2 separate regions of the Homo sapiens genome follow, and region 2 is linked to region 1. The links are chromatin loops, found by intact Hi-C in ENCODE. Cell type or tissue: GM12878. All regions are shown on one strand. Each heading gives the region's core, and the rest is flanking DNA. Links, peaks and the distances in the headings are about the cores only.

The links. A loop is a pair of places that touch in the nucleus more often than their neighbours do. Peaks named below come from ENCODE experiments on the same cell type or tissue, not always from the same donor. Only the 100,000 strongest peaks of a DNase experiment are listed, where the experiment ranks them.
Region 2: a loop joins it to region 1, with 4 times the contacts of the local background. A loop is called at or near these places in 1 of 110 quality-filtered maps.

What each region holds. Positions count from the first base shown.
Region 1 is chr10:123,386,958-123,398,471 of GRCh38, forward strand. All of the region lies in intron 6 of LINC02641 (long intergenic non-protein coding RNA 2641), which reads left to right. Among named protein-coding and RNA genes, the nearest start is that of LINC02641, 45 kb to the left of the region's middle. RefSeq lists enhancers at 5,008-5,387, 5,538-5,797, 5,898-6,007, 11,128-11,437. In GM12878, for the core only: no CTCF peak of the experiment used is centred there; DNase peaks (open chromatin) are centred at 4,844 and 5,394; H3K4me3 peaks cover 2,398 bases; H3K27ac peaks cover 5,000 bases.
Region 2 is chr10:123,497,894-123,509,407 of GRCh38, forward strand. All of the region lies in intron 8 of LINC02641 (long intergenic non-protein coding RNA 2641), which reads left to right. Among named protein-coding and RNA genes, the nearest start is that of LINC02641, 160 kb to the left of the region's middle. RefSeq lists an enhancer at 1-294. In GM12878, for the core only: a CTCF peak has its summit at 5,304; no DNase peak of the experiment used is centred there; H3K27ac peaks cover 818 bases.

The DNA.
Region 1 (11,514 bases), core at 3,376-8,375:
TTTTCTGTTCATTTTCTAGGGCTGCTTTAACAGACGATCACAAACTTGGTGGCTTTAAACAACAGAAATTTATTTTCTCACAGTTCTGGGGGCCAGATATCTGAGATCAATATTGATATGGTTTGGCTCTGTGTCCCCACCCAAATCTCATCTTGTAGCTCCCATAATCCCCGCATGCTGTGGGAGGGACTCGGTGGGAGATGGTTGAATCAATGGGGTGGGTCTTTCCCATGTTGTTCTCATAATGGTGAGTCTGTCTCATGAAATCTGATGGTTTTAAATGGGAGTCTCCCTGCACAAGCTCTCTTTGCCTACTGCCATTCATGTAAAACATGACTTGCTCCTCCTTGCCTTGCGCCATGATTGTGAGGCCTCCCCAGCCACATGGAATTGTAAGTCCATTAAACTGCTTTCCTGTATAAATGACCCAGTCTCAGATATGTCTTTATCAGCAGTGTGAAAATGGACTAATACAGTGAATTGGTACCAGTAGAGTGGGGTGCTGCTGAAAAGATACCTGAAAATGTGGAAGTGACTTTGGCACTGGGTAACAGGCAGAGGTTGGAACAGTTTGGAGGGCTCAGAAGAAGACAGGAAAATGTGGGAAAGTTTGGAACTCCCTAGAGACTTGTTGAATGGCTTTGACCAAAATGCTGATAGCAATATGGACAATGAAACCCAGGCTAAGGTGGTCTCAGATGGAGATGAGGAACTTGTTGGGAATTGGAGCAAAGGTGACTCTTGTTATGTTTTAGCAAAGAGACTGGCAGCATTTTGCCCCTGCCCTAGAGATTTGTGGAACTTTGAACTTTAGAGAGATAATTTAGGGTATCTGGCAGAAGAGATTTCTAAGCAGCAAAGCATTCAAGAAGTGACTTGGGCATTGTTAAAGGCATTCAGTTTTATAAGGGAAGCAGAGCATAAAAATTTGGAAAATTTGCAGTCTGACAACGTGATAGAAAAGAAAATCCCATTTTCTGAGGAGAAATTCAAACTTGCTGCAGAAATTTGCATAAGTAACAAAAAGTGGAATGTTAATCCCCAAGAGAATGGGGAAAACGTCTCCAGGGCATGTCAGAGACCTTTGTGGCAGCCCCTCCCATCACAGGCCCAGAGGTTTAGTAGGAAAAAATGGTTTCAGGGGCCTGGCCCAGGGTCCCTCTGCTGTGTGCAGTCTAGGGACTTGCTGCCCTGTATCCCAGCCACTCCAGCCATGACTAAAAGGGGCCAAGGTATAGCTTAGGCTGTTGGTTCAGAGGGTGAAAGCACCAAGCCTTGGCAGCTTCCACATGATGTTGAGCCTGTGGGTTCACAGGAGTCAAGAACTGAAGTTTGGGAACCTTCGCCTAGATTTCAGAGGAAGTATGGAAATGCATGGATGCCCAGGCAAAAGTTTGCTGCAGGGGCAGGGCCCTCATGGAGAACCTCGGCTAGGGCAATGTGGAAGGGAAATGTGGGGTTGGAGGCCCCACACAGAGTCCCCACTGGGGCACCACCTAGTGGAGCTATGAGAAGAGGGTCATCGCCATCCTCCAGACCTCAGAATGGTAGATCCACTGACAGTTTGCACCATGTGCCTGGAAAAGCCACAGACACTCAATGCCATAAAAGCAGTGAGGAGGGTCCTATACCCTGCAAAGCCACAGGGGTGGAGCTGCCCAAGACCATGGGAACTCACCTCTTGCATCAGTGTGACCTGTATGTGAGACATGTTGTCAAAGGAGATCATTATGGAGCTTTAAGATTTGACTGCCCCACTGGATTTTGGACTTGCTTGGGGCCTGTAACTCCTTTGTTTTGGCCAATTTCTCCCATTTGGAACAGCTGTATTTACCCATGACTGTACTCCCATTGTATCTAGGAAGTAACTAACTTGCTTTTGATTTTACAGGCTGATAGGCAGAAGAGACTTGCCTTGTCTCAGATGAGACTTTGGATTGTGGACTTTTGAGTTAATGCTGAGATGAATTAAAACTTTAGGAGACTACTGGGAAGGCATAATTGGTTTTGAAATGTGAAGACATGAGATTAGGGGGTGGGCAGGGGCGGAAAGATTTGGTTTGGCTCTGTGTCCCCTCCTACATCTCATCCTGTAGCTCCCATAATTCCCACATGTTGTGGAAGGGACTCGGTAGGAGATGGTTGAATCATGGGGGCAGGTCGTTCCCCTGCTGTTCTCATGATAGTGAGTGAGTCTGATGAGATCTCATGGTTTTTAAAACAGGGGTCTCCTCTCTGCACAAGCTCTCTTTGCCTGCTGCCATCCATGTAAGATGTGACTTGCTCCTTCTTGCCTTGCGCCATGATTGTGAGGCCTCCCCAGCCAAGTGTAACTGTAAGTCCACTAAACCTCTTTCCTGAATAAATTACCCAGTCTCAGGTATGCCTTTATTAGCAGTGCGAAAATGGACTAATACATATATCACTGGGCTGGAATCAAGGTACCTGCAGAGCTGTGCTTTCTCTGGAGGTTCCAAGCAAGAAGTCATTCCTTACCTCCTCCAGCTGGGGTGGCTGCTGGTAGTCCTTGGCTTGTGGCCATGTCACCCCAGGCTCTGCCTCTGTGGTCACACCTCCTTCTCCTCTGTGTCTGTGTATAAAATCTTCCTCTGACCCCTCAGATGAGGATGCATGTGCTTGAGTTTAAGGACCATCCAAATAATCCAAGATAATGTCTGTCTCAAGATCCTTAATTTAGTCACATCATATCTGTAAGGGTTCATCCTTTTTAATGCCATATAAGGTAACAGTCTCAAGTTTCAAGAATGAGGATGTAGATATATTTCGGTGGGGGCATTATTAGCCTAACACAATCACTTTTAATTTCTAAAGTGCTTCTGTGCACATTTTCTCATGTCATTCTCAACATTTTCATGAGAAGGATAAATCCTGTCTCACTGTACCGACTCCACAGGTGGGGGACAGTGACTTAGAGAGCTGAGGGCATCCAGTTGCAGGTCTAGAAGAACTTCTGGGGCCAGTCTGTTCCCAAGAGGATGACTCCAGAGAGAATCGCCCCATTTCTGAAACCAGCATGGTCCCAGATGTTGGCCTGGACCCTGCCACTAAATAGCTTTGTGCTAACTGATATCTGCTAACTATGTGGGGAGGCTGAAAAAGCATGTTCTTTGTAGTCAGACAAAGCTGCGTTTGACTGTACTCAGTGAACTTGGGGGTTACTCACTTTCCTTGAGCCTTAATTTCCTCATCTGTAAAATGGGAATCATAGGAGAGGTGGGATAACATTTGCCAAACATGAATCCACCCTTAGACTTGAGATGCAAAGAAACGTTTTCTTTCTTTATGTTTCCACATGAAATCCCACCTGGTTTCAACTTGACCACTTGGCAAGAATCCCCCAGCGGTCACCCAGGGCCACTCTTCTCTTCCCGGGGACTTTGTTGAGATTCAGGGGGTAAGCAACTCAAGAATGGGCAGGTGAGGCCTTGGGAGGTGAGGCCTCAGGCAGATCAGGCCAGGGCCATTCACTCACCACCGGTAACTCCTGGCCCAGGTTCTCCCAGCCCACTGGAAGGTTTCTCAGAGGTTGTGATCCCGAGCAAGGCCACAAGGGGCTCCTGGCACTGTCTCCACAGGGGTCCTCCCAGGTAGGTGAGGTCCCAGTGCCCACCACTCACAGGACCCTCAAAAGTGCATCCTGTTCCAGTCCAGGTAGGCCCCCCATCCCCAGCCTATCTTTGAAACCGAGAGCCTGACCCTCCCCTGCCCTCAGGGATGACCTAGAGAAATACCCTCAGGTTATTCAAAAACAGGTTCTGTTTAGGGAGGTCTCTTGGAGGTCCTGACAAGTTCTCTTCTTTCCAGAGATTAAAACCCCCAAAACCTGTGTCTGTACCCCCTGAACCCCACAGGGAGTGAGGAAATCTCAGACAGGAAGAGTCTGGTCCCGCTGGGGGTGAGGTGGGTGTAAGGAAGAAAATTCCTTTTATTCCCTAGAGCATATAACAAAGAAAAAAAAGAACAAGAAACAATTCACTTTCTAGTGCACACCCTGGGACGCAGCAGATCTGGGCTGCAGGTGACTTCCCTGTCACGGCACCCCACCCCCTGCATTTTCCCTGGCTACCGTCCAACCAGAACCCGGAAGAGCATGAAGGCCCACAGCCAGTCAGTGACAGTAATGGTGATGGGGAAGGGGCTGCCTCTGTAGTTCATCCCCTGGCTGGGACTTCGTAGAAGGGAAGGTGGTGGCATTGGAAGGCGGATCCACTAGGGAACAGTGGGCTCAGCTGTGGAAGACAAAATGGAAGGACTGAGCGGCCCGGGACCCAGGCCTTTGGGCCAGCGGGTCAGGGAGCCCTCTCTTAGGCTTTGTTGGGAGGAGACAACGGTTAAGTGCTGACCCCTGGAAAGGGAGGCCCCTGGGAGAATGGGAGCTCTCTGGGAAGGGGGTGTCAGAAAGTAAACCTGAGAACAGCTAGGGCTGGAGGGTATGTTTTCATCTTCTAGGAAGTTGCAGAGAACGTTGGTCAAGCTGCGAGGGTGGGTGAGTTCTTAGAGGAGTGTTTGCAGCTGTGGGAAGAGTCTGCCTTTGGGAAGCTGGCGGCGCCTGCACAATCTCTTTAGTGCAACTCAGCCTCACTCACAGGCTGGCTGAGAGGAGTGTGTGGCTCTACGCCTCTGGTTGTTCTGGAACAGTCTGAGTTGGGGGAAGAGGGTGAGAGTTACTTTTTCAGCGGAGGCAAGTGCTGTCCACACTCTCTCTAGTTTTCTATCCAGACCACGTGGAAGAGAATAAATGTGGGACCATTGGGGAGTCTCCGTGGTTCTTTTTGGGTCCCAAGCCCTGATTGCTTCTCATGCTATCGCTGTGGCCCCAGCAGTCCTCGTAAGGAGCCAAGGTTCGGGGGGAGGTGCTTGATCTGTCACGCAGGGAGGAAGGAACAGCTGAGATGCAAGCCAGGTATGAGTGCTCCCCAGGGGTCCCCCCATATCTTAGCCAGCACGTGGTGGCCAGATGTACCCAAGACAGTTGTCTGGCAGCACCACGGGACTGGATATCCACTTAAACCTGAGGAGCCTGGACTTGTCTTCCCACCTGGGTAGGGTGTGGTATTCTGCGATGTTATCCATGCTTCTTTCTCTGGCATTTCCTCCTCTCCTTCTTCCATCTTCTAGTATAGGCAGCAGAAGAGCAAAAATACAAATAATCTGCTTTTGACTTCCAGCAGCTTAGGTCTTAGCACAGGAAAATATTTGAAAGAATGCAAATCAGTCAAAGCCAGTTCTTATTGCCCTGTGGCTAGATAACTTTTGGAGGGGATTGAAAGAAGAAGTGAGAGAAGAAGAGAGAGCCTTGGTGCTTGTGGGAAGGGAAGGAGAAGCAGACCCCTCTCTGGATCTGGGGACTGAGAGCAGAGGAGACACGCACCTCCAATTCCCCTGGGGAAGGCCTGGGAACTTGTGAAATCTCAGTACTGCCCTTGACTCATTACGGTGCAAGAGCTATAGGGCAGAAAGAGCCAGGTGTGGGTGTCTCAGTGCAGGGAAGTTGAGAGTCCCCAGAGAGGTACAGAAGCAGCCAGATGGCTCCTGGGTGTCGAAGAGGGGTTGGAGACAGTAGGAGTGGTGGTGGGGTGGAGAGGGAGAGAGACCATTTGGTTAAGCTGGGAGGCAGGAGCGAGGTAGGAGTCTCCATGGATCATCAGGACTGGCTCAGGAACTGAGACCAGCAGGGAATGAGAACATGTTTGTGGCCATGCAGTGAGATGACAACAAGGACCAGACCCCGCTGCCTGACATCTTAGCCACACGTAAGCCCCAAGTACAGCCCCAGGGCTGGCTGACAGCACTGAGTTAGTTGAAAATGAGTTTTAGAGAAAGGGGGCCTCAATAGAAATTCAGTTCACTTTCATTGAGCAGAAGTTACATTTCTTGCTTTTCTGGTTTCCTAATGACTAGATTTTTCTAGCCCAATTTTTCCAGCAGAGAATTAATTCACCTTTGAAGCCACCTGCTTCTGGTCACTTAATTGTAGAGGAACAGACAGAGATCACACACACTCATACACACTGACACACACCCATTACTGTAGAGGAACAGAGTCACACACACTCATACACACTCACACACACCCCAGTTATTGTAGAGGAACAGCGATCACACACACTCATACACACTCACATACACACCCCCATTATTGTAGAGGAACAGAGATCTCTCTCTCTCACACACACGTTATTGTAGAAGAGCAGAGATCACACACACTCATATACACTCACACACACCCCCATTATTATAGAGGAACAGAGATCACACACCCTCACACACACACCCCCATTATTGCAGAGGAACAGAAATCACACACATACACTCACACATACACCGCCATTATTGCAGAGGAACAGAGATCACACACACTCAGACACACTTACATACACACCCCCATTATTGTAGAGGAACAGACAGAGATCACACTCACACACACACACCCATTATTGTAGAGGAAAAGCGATCACACACACTCATACATACAAACCCTCATTATTGCGAGGAACAGAGATCACACACACTCATACACACTCACACATACAGACACCCATTATTGTAGAGGAACAAAAATCACACACACTCATACACACACACACACATTATGGCAGAGGAACAGAGATCACACACGCTTATACACACTCACACACACGCTCCCATTGTTTCTGCAGAAAGAGTTGTGCAGACTTGCTTTCAGTATTTCAAAAACTGTGAACAATGCTATCATTTGACAATAAAAGCACAAAAAGAGAGACATTTAAAAATTATTTCCCCCTCTGCAATTACTACCCCAGGCCTTTCCATGGGTTTAGAGATGAGGGGAGCAGAGAATGATGCCCACCTCCACCCCCTCTTCTCATCCAGTGTGGCTCTGAAATATCTCTTAATAAGAAGAAAGGTAAAATATTACATAATGTATTTGTTTATTTGACAAATATTTGGTAAGAACATAGCAGACATTTACTGTGCATTTACTGTGGCCGTGCAACCCTTTACAAAAAGTTGGCTTCCTGTAATCCTCCTGACAAGCCCTCAGGGTCTGTGATGGCTTTGTTTGGCCTGTTTCAGTCCTGTGCCAAGGGCTAAGGATTCTAGAAAGAACACCACCCAACCTGCACCCTGTGGAAGCTCATAGTTCAAGCAGCAGAGGTCAGTTCATCTCCCCACCCGTGCCAGAACGTGTGGGCTATGCAGACAGAGAAAGGAGCATCCAACTCTGACAGGCAGGAAGGCTTCCTGGAAAAGGTGATGCCTGAATTGGGACTTAAAGGATAAACAAGAGTTTGTTGGGGGAAGGGCAGTTGGCAATATGATCATGTCAATTTTACCAAATGCACCAAGGCCCTCTAGCCATACAAATTCTCCAACATGCCATAGATTGGCTACCCGCAGTCTCTGTTCCCTTGTCCCTGTGTGGGGTGCTCTCTGCCATCACCTGATTAATGAGCTCCCCCTCATCCTTCAAGTCTCAGCTGAGTGGCTGCTTGGCTGTGCTGTTTCCTGGACAGAATGAATCACATCCTCTCATACTTTCCCTGCCTCATCTGGGGAACGAGGTTGGATGAATGAATGATTGAATGAATGAATGCACAATTATCTAACCTCCCCACCCCCAAAAAATGAGGAGGAATTGGAATGATGTTGTTCTGCAGGGTCCCCTTAGATCATTATATTAATCCAAGTGTTTTTTAATTACTTGAGGAAAAGAGTACTTTGTGTTGCAAGTAATGCAGAAGACCAAATTACACAAAACAAACAAACAAAGCAATGCTGGGGCTCATTGTGAAAAAAAGAAATCACTGGCTGGGAGTGAGGAGATCCACATTCTAGTTCACGTAACTCCCCTCTTCAAACTTGGTGAACCTGTGACACATGCATGACACAGAGAATGAAAGATACAAGACACAGCGTGGTGCTGCAGGCTGGACTGCAGGCTCAGGTGTGAGCGCCAGGACAGCTCCCCACGTGGAGAGGGCTGAGTCCTAGTGAGGCCCAGCTGCTGCACCCATCCGTGCCAATGGCAACTTCCACTTGTGTGCCATGCTGGAGACTCAGGTTGGCATCCCCAGCCCCCAAAGATGCTACTGTCTCCACCTGGATGTCTCCCAGGCTCTTCAGAGTCACATTGTCCCAAACACCCATGGCTGCTTTCTCCAGCCCCCTTCAAGCCTATGCCTCCTCCCTGTCTCTGTTACTCCCACAGTCATGCACTCAGGTGTGCCGCCTGACATCTGGTCTTCATAGTCTCCTCCCCCTCCTCTGGGCACTGAGGAGGTTCTTGGAGGTGGGGGATGCCCCATGATATGGTTTGGCTGTGTCCCCACCCAAATCTCATCTTGAATTCCCACATGTTGCGGGAGGGACCCAGTGGGAGTTGGTTGAATCATGGGGGCAGGTCTTTCCCGTGCTATTCTCTTGATAGGGAATAAGTCTCAGGAGATCTGATGGTTTTATAGCGGGGAGTTTCCCTGCACAAGCTCTCTCTCTGCCTGCTGCCATCCATGTAAGATGTGACTTGCTCCTCCTTGCCTTCCACCATGATTGTGAGGCCTCCTCAGCCACATGGAACTGTGAGTCCAGTAAACCGCTTTTTCTTCCCAGTCTTGGGTATGTCTTTATCAGCAGAATGAAGATGAACTAATATACCCCACTCCAAGGGAAGAAGGAACCCCCTTCTCCCTGCAGTCCCTGGAGCCTCAGCCTGGCCAGAGAAGGGTGAGGAGAAAGCTTTGAGTTGGGCATGAGATTGGAATTTTAAACTAGACACAATTTTAATAATGAAAATAACCTAAAAGTTTTAGAATCTGCCCAAGAGACCCTTCCAGGATATGCTGAGCCCCCAGGAAGGGACAGCTGGTGCTGCACCATTAGAGTGGCATTCAGGGAAGTAAAATGACTTGATATGCTCAGGCCACTCAGTGGAGGCTGGGTGTCCCGCTATTGCTGGTGGCTGAGAACTGCTGTCCTGCCTGGGTTGGCCTGGATGTTCTGGCTCCTGTCCACCTCTGGGACCACACAGACCTCCTACTGGGCATCCTGATGGGGAAAACCAGGGCCATGGCTGAGACAATCAGGCTCTGATGGTCAAACTGAATGGCTGTGGACAGTCCACAGTGAGATGGCAGGTGTCTGCCTGGCAGGCGTCCAGGTGAAGGAGCAGTGACCAGGTCCGCCTGCGTTTGGGTTGGGCTTCTGGATGTGTTGTCCACATATGCAGGTGGAACACGGGACTGTTATGTGGCTTCCCTGTCAGACACCTGAGCTGGCTGCCTGCATTTATCTGGTTCGACACCAGGTACTTTTCGACACCAGGTACTTCCCCCAAACACAAAGCTAGGCTGTTAATGACAGCATAAAGATGGCACAGGATGTGCATAATCCAACTGAGGCTATTACAAGAAAGAAAATTTGGTGAAAGATGCCCAATGCATTGGGAAAGATGAAATGCCTCTTTCCATACATATGAGTTTTATCCAGCTAGAAATAGACTGTTTAAATAACTTTCTTAATTAAATAAAGAGGATATTTTAAAGTTAGATCTGGAAAACCCTCATACCTCCAGCGCATGGTTTCAATGAAATATCCCTTAACATGAAAATATAGACAGTTAGTTTTTTCTTCCAAAGTGAAATGCTGAGAGGCTTCCATTCCTGGTTTATTATGCTTTCTGTATCTCTGCTCATTTTTCACCAGTATTGCATTAAGTATTGATATTGATTTCTTGTAAATGGAACTGAAATAGATGGCCCACAGTTTTTGTTATTGTTCGGTGGCACTTGTATGTAATTTATTATGGCTGTAATGGAGGCTGCCCCTCGCTGCCACGGCTTAAATTAAATGTGCCACACTCTGGCCTCTGCTTGTCACCGGCATCTCTCATTTGATAGCAAAAATTATTATGTATAAAGTTTCTCTTTCCTTCTCACCCCTTCCATAAGAAACAATAACTGTGCCCTTTGTATTGTTTTGAAAGTTTGTGTTGATGACGTCCATCATTAGTGAAAAATATGAAAGTAGGAAGGGAGAGGACAATTTCCTCCTGGCAGCTGGGTTCTGTTTGGTTTCTGGGAGGCCTGGCAGACAGGAGACCTGGAGTCCTGGCCTGGTTTTACTTCAACTCAATGGAGTGACCTTGGGCTAGTCCCCTTCTCCTTCTGACTGTGGTTTTGTGAAGATGCATCCATGGCTCACGTATGTGCAGGGCTCCAATGACAGCCCCTGCAGTCCAGGGCCAGGGAGCTAAGGTGCCCTTTGTCTGTGTGTTTTCCCTGTAGGGAGTGCCCCAGGATAAGCTGGTGAGATGGCAGGGTGGCACCTGAGTGGGCTTGGGCACCAGGCTGTCATGGCTGAGGACATCTGAAGGCAAAATTGCCTGGGGACAAGCAGCTTTGGGTGTCCCATCCAAGGTGCAGTGCAGGTCCACAGAGAGGAGGCACATCTTGAAGCCAGAGAGTGGCCCCCTCCACAACAGGAAAGGGCAAAGCAAGGACAAGGGGAAAGTGTCCTGGCAAAAAAACAAAAACAAAAACAAAACAAAAAAAACACACAACCCAAAACTGGAAATTCTCTTTCTCTTTCAGTTGAACCTCTTGGCTGGGCCAGTACCCGAAAAGCCACACCGAATAATCTTGGGGAATAGCTGTGCGACCATCCTTTCCCAGCATGCTCAGGATTCTGCAAATGTCCTCTGCCTTCTCTAAGGCCCCCATCTCCCTTTCAGGGTTCTGTAGCGTGTGTTCAACTTCTGGCCTGTGTCTTTCACTGTGTCGGGGTATTTTTAGGGGGATAGAATAGGGTGAGAAGCAACAGGAACTATCATGACTGGGGGGAATAGGCAGGCCCAGTATTAACGTGGCGTGTGTGTGTGTGTGTGTGTGTGTGTGTGTGTGTGTGTGTGTGTATTTGTGTGAATGTGTGCATGTGTGTGTTTGTGTTTGTGCATAGCACCTCAAGTGTAGGCATCTTTATTCCCAAGACAGCCCTTGCCAAAGACAGGGTCAAGTCACATGCTCTTAGACCTGATAATTCTGCTTATGTGATTTTCACTTCAAATGATTTCCTGTTAGGCATAAAGGTTTCTACTAAAGAAAAATTTAAGGTCCTCACACAAGCCACTTCTGCTCCTCCACTTCTTAAAGAACCAAGTTAGATTTTAGTGCATTCAGCATGGGGCAAAACAGTGTCTATTAATTAGACTTTCATTTCTATTGACAATGGGGCCTACAGGCCTTGCACTGAGGTGGACACAGACCTTTTGTGGTGCCCTGTTGATCCTGGTTCTGCTCGTGGAAAATTAGGCCTGATTGCCCTATGAAGGCCCCTTCTCTAGTTTCCCTCTCTCACCTGCTAAGTCTCCATTCTTCCTCTAACTGCTTTAAATAGGTCAGCTGAGTTTCATTCTTACAGTCATCAGGCCTTTGGTGAAGGCATCTGTGCTCTTGCTGAAGTCTGCAACATTTCCCAACATGCAGGCCAAGGGCCCTTCTCTTTCGGTCTGACCACTTG
Region 2 (11,514 bases), core at 2,537-7,536, 110 kb after region 1:
AAAAACACAGGATGCCAAGTCCAATCTGAATTTCCAATGAACAATGAATAATTGAATATTATTCAGATGAACAATGAATACTTTTTCTAGCATAAATTATGCTCCTTGCAACATCAGAGACACACTTTAAATATTATTATTTATCCAAAATTCAAATTTAACTGAGCATACTATATTTCACTCTCCTCATGTTGCTTTTACCTCAAGTAGTTTCTGAATCCATACTTTGAGATACATATTTTTGGTTTTGCTATCCAGTGGCTTTTGGTAGCCACAAGCAAGGGATAAGTGTGAAATGTCTAGATAATTCTGAAAATGTATCTTCCCTGACTTGTACTCAAGCCCAAACCCATGTCTTTGGAAACATTGCTTGGTGACCGTGTCTTCAGTGCATGGTACCTGGTAGATGCTCCATGAGTACTGGCTGAATGAATGAATGGATGGCACATTTCAACCTTTGTATGACCTTCGTGTAATACATGCTTCCATTTAACAGAGCTACCAGGTCTTCCTGACACATGCCCCATCCTTTCCAGAGCACTCTGCCTTCGTTCAAGATAGTTCCTGCCCTACGAGCCAACTTTCGTCAGACAGGGGCAGCATTGCACAGTGGGTAGAATCATGAGCACTGGAGCCAAATGGCTTGAGGTTGATTCCTGCTTCTACCATTGTGTCCTTTTGGAGAATTTCTTTTAACTCTCTGTGCTTCTGTTTTCTCATCTATGAAAAGGGGTAAACAATAAAACCTACTAAGGCAGTTGTGAGATGAGATAATGCATAGATGTCATTATTATTTAGAATTATAAAGGTTCTTATGAGATTCCATCTGCAAATCCTAATCCCAACCATTATACAAGGGCCACCTCCTCCATGAAGCCTCAATGGTGATCCTCTGCCCTACTCCACAGGTAAAAACAATCTCTCCCCTTAGTGCTTTGGATACAAATGAACTGTGGCTATTTCTCTGCTGTCCTACAGATTGCACGTTATTTGTGGGAAGGATCACCTGGGTGTTTACTCATTGTCTGGTGCATAGAGGAGGCCCAAGGCATCTGTGTTGATTGAGTGAAGTAATAAATCAATTAAAACACACATTTGCTATAGGAAAGAATTCCCAGACAAGTTAGAGTATGGCATCATGATCCTAGGAGGTGTTTTTATCTGATGCTCTCACCAACTAGCTGAGAGATTTGTGCAAGGAAAGAGGGAGACCCCCAATAGAATCAGACTGCAGATGGTACCTCTGGGGTCTGTCATGAAGGGACACAGCTTGGTAGGGGTGAAAGTAGGGGATCGAGTCCAATAGATGCAGGTGAAAACCCAGTTCTATTCTTTTACAGCTGAAGACCTCCAGAACCTTCCTTTTAGGAATAGATGGGGGAGGGCTTGGGTGTGGAAGAGAGATGAACAACTACAAGGGCTTAGCACAAAGGGTGCTGATATGGTTTGGCTGTGTCCCCACCCAAATCTCATCTTGAAATGTAACTCTCACAATTCCCACGTGCTGTGGGAAGAACCTGGTGGAAAGTGATTGAATAATGGGGGTGGGTCTTTCCTGCGCTGTTCTCATGATAGTGAATGAGTCTCACAAGATCTGATGGTTTTAAAAATGGGAGATTCCCTGCACAAGCTCTCTTTGCCTGCTGCCATCTGTGTAATACGCGACCTGCTCCTCCTTGACTTCTGCCATGATTATGAGGCCTCCCTAGCCATGTGGAACTGTTAAGTCCATTAAACATCTTTTTCTTCTCAATCTCGGGTATGTCTTTATCAGCAGTGTGAAAACAGACTAATCCAGGTGCTCTACAAATGTTTAAGTGTCTAGCATCAGCAAGGCCTCTGTGACGCTGGGCCTGGGGGAGCTCCACAAAAGGCTCCTGTTCATGTCTGACCACAGAATAGAAGGTGGGCCTGCAGCTGAGAGTCCTGATTCCATTAGGCAAGGACGTCATTATCCCTAAGGTTAAGGAAAACATGAAGTCCTGGCCCATGTCCTGCAAGATGATGATGGAGAAGAGGGAACATCTCAAAGTCACTGCCTCCCTTGCCCACACGGGCACAGACTCAGAGGCCTGGGAGCAGTGAATCCAGCAAACTCTCCCTCCCTGCTGTGCTTTTCCCATGGCTCTGAGCCTGATATATGGTGTTCACATTCCCTACCCCACCAGCTTCTCACCCCAAGGATAAAGGTCATTCTGAGCTTCAGCGGTTTGAGCTAGTAAAGATTTTTATAAAAACTCACTGTCTTGATTTGTGTTCAAGTACTTTAAAGTTCACATATTTCTTATTTGAACTTTGCTGGCTGCAGTCATTTCATCCGCAATCAGCCTGGATTGGTTCTGCTTATTCAGAGCCCATCAATTACCCAGAACTGGACTGGAGCACACGCTGCCCATTCATTGGCTTCGCCCCAGGCTAGCCGATTTATCTGACATTTAATAAGGAGTTTTAGATTTTGCAGCTTATCAGGAGAGCACTGCGCGAGTGCGGGTGAGCTGGTGAATCCCAAATAAGTGGGCTGCTCAGGGATCTCTCTCCTCTTCAACCCACTCTTTGTCATGCAACACTGCTCTGAGTGTTAGGATCTCCTTCCTCCTTCCTCTGCTTCTGTTGTGCCTTTTTTCTTTTCCTAAAATTGTTTTATGGTTGGTGTTTTAAGATCCCTTTCATGTTGAGAGCCCAACCTTGGGGAGAATCCCAAATCAAGCTCTGACATAGAGAAACTGTGGAATTGCAAATCAAGATGGGGAAGCTCTATATAATGATGAAAGTTCAAGTTAACCAATAATGACCATGGAGGTGAGGAAGACAAGATCTCTGCCCTAAAGGACAGGGCACTGTGGGGTGGGAGAGCAGACATGGCATAAATCATTCAGTCCCAGACCGGCTGAGCTGAATGCTCTAATAGAGGCATAAACAGAGCATAATGGGAATGTTCGGGGCCGGGGAGAGATTGATAATCTTGGTTTGCACCTTTTAGTTCTGGCTTAGACAATGAATGCATATTCACACATTTGACCAAGTAAGGAACTCTGATGTTTTATTAAGCTGCTTTACAGTTTCCTTCGAATAATAAGACAAATGTATTAAATCTGTTTCTCCCTTACAATGGTAAATTCCATTTTCCTGGGCACATTTTGTACGTTTATCCTGCCTAACTTGGGTTCTCATCCTTAAATGCTCCTTATGACAAAAGCTTCACTAAACATAAGAACACAAGTTGGAATGTGAAATCTGTGCTCTGATCATTCAGAGCATTTTTGTGTGAAGAAGTTAATTCTTTGCTACTTTCAACACTATTTCTAGGATTTTCTTCCCTGGGATTTTCACTAACATTTCAGGTCTTTTTACTCACAAGTTCAACGTGTGCTCTCACATCAGCATATGAAAATCTTTTTCACTACCCTCAACAGTGGTGGTTTTTTTTTTTTAAATTTAGACACTGAATTCTAGGTTCTTTCACATGTTGCTATTATTGTCTTTCTCTTGTGTAGCTTCTGCAAAATTGGCCCCACAGATTGTCTCCTTCTGTCTCCTAGGGAGGTGGTTAAAGATGCAGGGTCTCAGCAACCACCCCTGAGATTCTGATTAGTAGGGCCGAGATGGGGCCATGGTTCCTATGCACAGAAAAGTCGGGGGACAAGCTCTACACATTATGCCTCAACAGCCCCATCCAGCCCCAAAGTTAGTGCTGGCTCCTGCAGAGGCCTCCCCAGTGAGTGTCAGATCTGTGGCTGCAGCAGCTGCTGCAAAGCCCCTTGGATGGCCCACAAACACCCCAAACCCACCATGCCCCAAGGCAAACTCATCACCTCCTCCCCAAGTCTTGTCTACCCCATGTGCGCCATCTGTGTGGGCATCACCTATGACACAAACTTCCCTCTCTCTTTTCTCTGGCATCCAATCAGCTACTAAATCCTGAGATTCCATCTCAAAAAACATCTCCACGCCTTCTGTTCACCTCCGTGTCCATTACCACTCCCCTGGAGTAGGCTGTCAGCATCTCTCACTTCAGCTGGTCAAAGTTCCCCACCCCATTTCTTGCTTGGCTTACTTAATTCACTATACTAAAGCCAGAGGGATTTTCTTGTTTTCTAAATGGCCAATCCAGTCTTCCTATTTGTCAGCCCAAGTGGCTCCCATTGTGCTTCAGATGGAGAGCTTCTCTCCATCACGGCTCAGAGGGCCCTCAACCTATCCGTCTCCTGCAATTCCCTATTCCGCCTCTCACTGTGCTTCATCTCCCCTTCCTGACCCGACACCCTGGGTTTCTTCCAGGACCTCACACTGCTGTGCACTCACACCTCCAGGCCTTGCATCTGCCATCTCCTTGGCCTGGCCTGAGGTGCCCCTGCTTTACCTGCAAAGGAAACATGTCCTTCTTGTCTGAGAAGTCATGTCCCACCTTCCTGGGTCAGCTCCCTGGCTCCAGTCCTGGAGGAGCCTGTTTTGCCCTTAATATAGCACCTGCCCTCCATTATCAAAATTGCCTGTTGGCCTGGCCGTTATCACCAGACCACACCCTACAAAAGCAGGACCCATTGACCTGGTTCTCAGTGATGCCAACGACCCTGTCATAGTGGTTGAATCATATAAACTTGCTGATTTTTTACCAACCATTTTTTTGCCTATAAAAATGACTGTTTTGAATGGCTCAACCTAATACCTGTCATTCATAAATTTCAGTCAAATGAGAATGTAAACATAGTATCTCTTTGTTTTAATGAGAATGTCTTTGATTGTCAGTGAAGCCTAACTCTCTTAAATGGTGTAGACTTTTGAATGCAAATGTCAACTCGTTGTATGAGGCTCACAAAATGGGTGTAAAGATTCAAAATGGATTCTTTTAAGATCGATGTTCAAATCACATCTCTTATTCCGTTGGATCAGGGTTTCACACCTGAGCAGCATCGAAGGGGCCACTGAAGTGGAGCAGAGGAATCGTTTGAGGAGAATCTCAAAGAGGACTCACCTGCTTTTGTAGAATTTATGCCACGAGATTAAATGCTCAGATGATAATATTTCACAAGTTACATGTTTGCTTATGGAATATTTTTCTCCTAGTGAAAATATGATTTGTAGATAATTACTTTAGAAACACACTCACTTTTTATTTTCAAGATTAAACATTCCCAATGGCCACGTTGGTCTATGGGAGATTTATTTGACTTCTGAAGATAAATAATAAATTGCCTAGTTTCAGTTGCCTTTCTTGCCCTATTCCATTTGCTGAGAATGTGTAGATCAATGGAAACATTTTTTTCCCCTCAGATCTTAGTTAGCAAGAGGCTGCCATCTATAGATCCTTGACCCAATTGCACACTGGTTTCAGAGACTAAAGCAGCAGGGGCATTATAGGCCTTTAAGAGTTTTATATCTTTTAACTCTGAGGATTAGGGTTTTAGGTTTTTGACAGGCTTTTATTTCTAATTTAATTTGCTTTATTTTGCAAAGAAGCTCAAAATGCTTATTGTAAGAAAGACATAAGGGTTGTCTAGCTTCCCTTTGTGCAGATGAAGAAACGGAGGCCTGCAGATGTCGGAGACTTGCTCTCTGGTATCATCCAGGACATTGGGGCAGAGCTAGGACCTGCAGCCAAGCTGAATGTTTATTTCCCAGGTATCCCCGCCTTCCTGATTCAGGGAAACAAGGCTTTCTTGGCAGAGGGGTGCCAGCACCACAGATGGAGTACAGCCCAAGTTGATGCCATAGCAGCTGCGTTTCCCCACCAACGCTACAGAGTCACTGCTATAAAGAAGAAAAATTCTGGCTGGGCACAGTGACTCATGCCTGTAATCCCAGCACTTTGGGAGGCCAAGGCGGGCCTGAGGCCTGAGGGGAAAAAACAAAAATTTTTTTGAGGTGGAGTCTCGCTCTGTTGCCAGGCTGGAGTGCAGTGGCGTGATCTGGGCTCACTGCAACCTCCGCCTCCAGGGTTCAAGCAATTCTCCTGCCTCAGCCTCCCAAGTAGCTGAGACTTACAGGCACCTGCCACCATGCCCAGCTCATTTTTTTTATTTTTAGTAGAGACGGGGTTTCACCATGTTGGCCAGGATGGTCTCAAACTCCAGACTTTTCCTTTTCTTAAAAAACAAAAAAAACAAAAAAAACAAAAAAAACGGAGTCTTGTTCTGTTGCCCAGCCTGGAGTGCAGTGGTGCAATCTCAGCTCACTGCAACCTCTGCCTCTTGGGTTCAAGCAATTCTCTCTGCCTCAGCCTTCTGAGTAGCTGGGATTATAGGAGCCCGCCACCATGCTTGGCTGATTTTTGTATTTTTAGTAGAGACAGGGTTTCACCATGTTGGCCAGGCTGCTCTCGAACTCCTGACCTCAGGTGATCCACCTGCCTTGGACTCTCAAAGTGCTGGGATTATAGGCATGAGTGACTGTGCCCGGCCAGAATTTTCCCTCTTTATAGCAGTGACTCTCCTTAGTTCTTTAGGGAAAAATAATAATGATAATGATGATAATGAAAATAACAGTAATAATTGCGTAAGCAAGGTTGTGGGGGGAACAGAGTTTATAATCAGTATTGTGTTCATGAAACGCTTCTGCATGTAGCAACAATATTATGAAAACAGCAGTGAAGGTATCTGCTTCTAATTAAGACAAAGTGGGAGGACCACACAACTTTAAAAGTGTGTGTTATACAGAAACAAAGGGGTTTGACTGTTCCCAGCTGCCCTCAAGTTTAAATCCACCATGATCCTGCCAAAGCTGAAATGCCTGCTCCCTGCTCACTCCCAGATGCCAGACTCATCAACAAAGGCCCACTTGTTCCTTGGGATTTGTGTCTTGATGCATTCTCAAAGAGAGGTTTCCAGGGCACCAGTCACCTGCAGCTCACCTGAAGATGGCACATGGCATGTCGCTGTGCCCCCCTCCCCATCCATGTGCTCTACCTGGCAACTTGTTTCTCCCCACCTGAAAGTTGACCTGAGATGAAACTTGCTAAGGTAAAAATGATACTGAACACATCAGTTCAAGGGTGTCCCCCAACATGGTGGGGGACCTCTGGCCCTGACCGCTTATGGACAGTTCCTTGTGGCTACTCCTGCACTCTGACCCCTAGAAGGGCCAGAGTCCCAGGGTGGTGGACTACAATAAACACAGGAAAACAGTCAGCATAGAAATCCCTGTTGTGGTGCAGGTAGGCATAGCCCATGGGATCTTGCTCTCTCCCCAGTCTAAGAAAGTTGTACGTTTCAGGTCCTTTGTGGCGACAAAGCTGTACTTGGCATCTGTGTGTCTACTTTGTCCACAGATCCTGGCTGCTCTCCATTACCTGACCCATCCTACATCTCTGGCCCTTTCTCCTGCCCCTGCCTGTCTGGCACCAGGCTCTCCCAGCACGGTGAGCTGAAGTGCCTGTTTCTGGATGCTCCCCCAACTCAGTTCTTCCTTTGTACCTATTGCTCCCTCTGCCCCAATAGCCTCACCTTGCCCCTGTATGCTCACCATATCCTGCTCCTCCTGTAGAACCTAGGACCACCATCATTCCTCCAGGAGCCTTCCGTGGCGTCCCACTCCTACATGGGATTGGTTGCCTTTCTTTAAGCTACCAGACTCCTATAGGCTGTGCCTCCATTTTGGTTCTTACTGTCCTGGACTTGAATTCCGTGATGGTGCTGCCATCTCTTGCATAGCATTGTGATCTCTTACAGGATAAGGACTGTGCAGATTCACCTTTCTGTTTCCAAGGTGGCCCTGGGAGCCTGCTGTGTCTTAGGTGTTTCTGAGGATTTAATGATGGAGAGAATGCATGGAACAGCATGAACACACCCCAGTGGGCCTTTCTCAGCAGAGACCGTGCCAGGGCAGGATTCTTTGTGTCTCAGAATTTCACTTCTGATAGCTTAAAGCAGAGGTTGGAAAACTCTTTCTGTAAGAGTCAGAAAGCAAATATTTTAGTTTTTGTGGGCCAGTCTCTGTCATAACTACTTAACTCTGCCATGTAGTGTAAAAGCAGTCATAGCCAATACATATACATGTGAGCATGATTATTCCAAGAAAACTTTTTACAAACACAGGCAGAAAGCTGGATTTGGCCCAGCGCAGGGATAGTCTGCCAATCTCTGGCTGAGGGTTTGAAATGGAACCATCTTCTATGACTGCAGGTAGATTTTCCCTTGTCGGTTGGCTTTTGTCTCTATGGCTGCTAGGGGGATCCAGGGCAGGGCAGACGAGTGTCTTACACTTGGCTTACTCTCTCCTTTTTCTTTGAGCAATCATAAGAAGGGCCTCTGGAGGTTGCGGTGAGCCGAGATCGCACCATTGCACTTCAGCCTGGGCAACAAGAGCGAACCTCAGTCTCAAAAAAAAAAAAAAAAAGAAGGGCCTCAGAATCTTCTTCTGACCCTCCAGGTAGCTTTCTCAGTACTTTTTGTGTCTTGTCGCCCAGATAACTAGCCCCAGGTCATTCTAAGAATGATCCATATCCACTAGAGCTGGGAGAGATAAGCCAAGTGTCTTCTCTGGCTCTCTCGGGTCTTCTCCATATACCGCTGGTTGGGCTTTCTCTCCTCCTCCAATCTCAATCCTGATTTCCTTCCTGCATCTTCCCATGCAGAACAATGACAACCCAGATAGTCTTCCTCCCGCCAGCTAAGGCTGCATCACAAACCATTGACAAACATCAAATGACAACAGCACTAACTTTTCTCTTGAATCTGTAATCTGCTCTACTTGGCAAAAGCTGGCAAGGCTCAAAGACTGGGGGCTGGAATCCTCTGAAGACTCACTCACTCACTGTCTGGCACCCAGGCCAGGAAGGCTCCAAAGGCAGGCAGGGGGGCAGCTAGGATCCCCTGGATGTCTCTCTCGCTTTTTTTTGAAATGGAGTCTCACTCTGTGGCAGTGGTGCAATCTCCAGGCTCACTACTAACTCCACCTCCTGAGTTCAAGTGATTCTCCTGCCTCAGCCTCCTGAGTAGCTGGGATTACAGTCATACACTACAACACCCAGCTATTTTTTGTGTTTTTAGTAGAGTTGGGGTTTTGCCATGTTGGCCAGGCTGGTCTTGAACTCCTGACTTAAAGTGATCCACTTGCCTCAGCCTTCCAAAGTGCTGGGATTACAGGCGTGAGCCACCATGCCCAGCCCTCCCCTGGATTTCCATCTCTGCTAACCTTCTCCACACCGTCTCTTCAGAATGGTGGCTTCTGGGTTACCGATTTCCTAATGTCAACTCGGGGATCCCAAGGTGCATGTCCCAGAAGAGCCAAAAAGCCTTGTTACCTTTTATGGCTACTGTGGCTTGAATGTGTCCCCAAATTTCATGTATTAGAAATTTAATTCCCAAATTCAAATGTTGATTGGAGGTGAGGACTCTGAGAATTAATTAGGATTAGGTGTGGTCATCAAGGTGGGGCCCCCATGATGGATGTTGAGAGGCTAAATTACAACACACCTAGTTTTGTAGCTCTCAGTTGGCTTTTGTGATTCTAGAATTGGGCAGTAGTTCTGATCAAAAATAGTTCATAATGCTTTGCCCCACCACATATTCAGATTGTATTTATAGCCCAGAGTAAAGGAAGTGATATACAGAAAATGGAAGTGAGGTACAGAGACAACCAATTGGTTACAGCACCCATCTGTCTTATGTAAACATGGTTTGAACTGTTGGCTGCATGTTGTTGGCTGAGACTCAGCTATTTGTTCTTAAGTCAGGTTTTTTGTTTGTTTACATACTGAATTAGGTTGCAGTTAGAAACTCATACAGAGGCCTCTTTGTGCCAATTTTAGTTTGATTTAGCACGGGACTCATGGCTTTATAGAAGGAGGAAGACAGACCTGAGCTGATGTGCATACTCTTGATCTCTTACTATGTAATGCCTTCCACCATGACACAGCAAGAAGGTCCTCACAGGATGCCTGCCCTTTGATCGTGGACTTCCCAGCCTCCAGAACCATGAGAAATAAACACATTTTCTTGATAAATTTACTAATTTTCTGGCATTCTGTTATAGCAACAGAAAATGGACTAAGACACCAATCTAGCCTCAGAAGTCACATAGGATTCTTCTGGCACATTCTATTCATTGAAGTAGTCACAGAGTCCTGCCCAGGTTCAAGGGAGTCAAAATGGACTCCATGTCACAATGGGAAGTGGTGATCATCTGGAAGAGCATGTGGGCCCATTTTCTGGGATATCTTCTCTGTCACATTCCCCTTCCTGGGTCTCTGCCATATGTCTGGCACAGATGAAGAAATTCAGGTTTAGAGAGGATAAGCAGTTTATTTACCTAACTCCTCAAAAGTTACCGAGCCCAGGTCTGTCTGGCTTACAAAGTCCTCCCTGCCTCATCCTGGGACGTTTCTTTAACTGCATGTAAACCATGCTTTGGGTGCCTCCATTATCCTCATGTCTTTAGGGAGTTCCCTGTTCTTTGATGAGAGAAACACAGATACATTCTGGTAGAGTCTAGAAGACATGAAACTTGGGGTCCGGGCTTCCTTCTCCAGCTGGGCTCAGCTGTTGCTTAAGGTGGGAGGCAGCAACAGTGATGCTGGATGTGACACATTTATTAACTCACCATGACAGTGATGAGCTGGTAATTAAGGCTGGTGTTCCACACAGTCTCAAACTCCCTTGTGATTCCTGGTGCAGGGTTTTATTCTCAGAAAGTCATTGTCCACAAGGAAATCTGAGAAGCCAGCAGAACAAGATTCAATGGAGGAGCAACTTCAGCATTTGCTCTGCTCTTTTCTCCAAAGCAAACTGATTAAATCACTACCCCAAATTCTATTGTCATAAAGAGACTCAGGCTGGAGTAGGATTCTTCAATATGGGGTGGGCCAGGGAGTCATAGGTCACCAGAGTTCATCTCAGTTTATATATAAGCTTTCTGATAGAGGCCAGGTTTTCATTTTAATCTTATTTTTAGTACATTTAACATCTCCTAAGAGGTTTATTCTTCTTTACTTCTTAAATTATAATGTCTTTACTGTCCAGAAGGCTTTAAGGCTACTAAAGTTCAGGGGGATTATTATTTTTTAAAATAAGAATGGTTTTATAGGCTTTCAGAGATACCAGGGCTTTTGAAGACATCATATTGAGCTCCCCCATTTTACCAAAGAGAAAACTGAAGCTCAGAGAAGGGAAGTGACTTTCCCAAGGTCACACAGCACTGCTGTGTGGTTGCTACTTAGACCAGGGTTTTGCCTGTTATGCCTCTCTTGCTATCATTTGGCCTCTGTCTAGGGACTCATGCTCTCAACTTCTGAGTTAGGTGTGTGCTTTTTCTGTTTTTTGTTTTTAGTTTTGTTTGTTTGTTTGTTTGTTTTTGGCCCAGCTGCAAGTTAGTCAGCTGCGGCTCTGAACATATTCCAGATGATTCCAGCACTTTCTGGACCACCAAGGACCATGGTAGCAATTCATCACACTGGCCTGTGACTTCCCTTTATCGCTCTGTCAGATCGCACTGTCTTTTGTGCTGCCACTGGGTGATGAGTCTGGTGTGTGGCTGAAGAAGTGGTCTGACCCAAGAGCATGGGGACCACAGTTTAGGTCC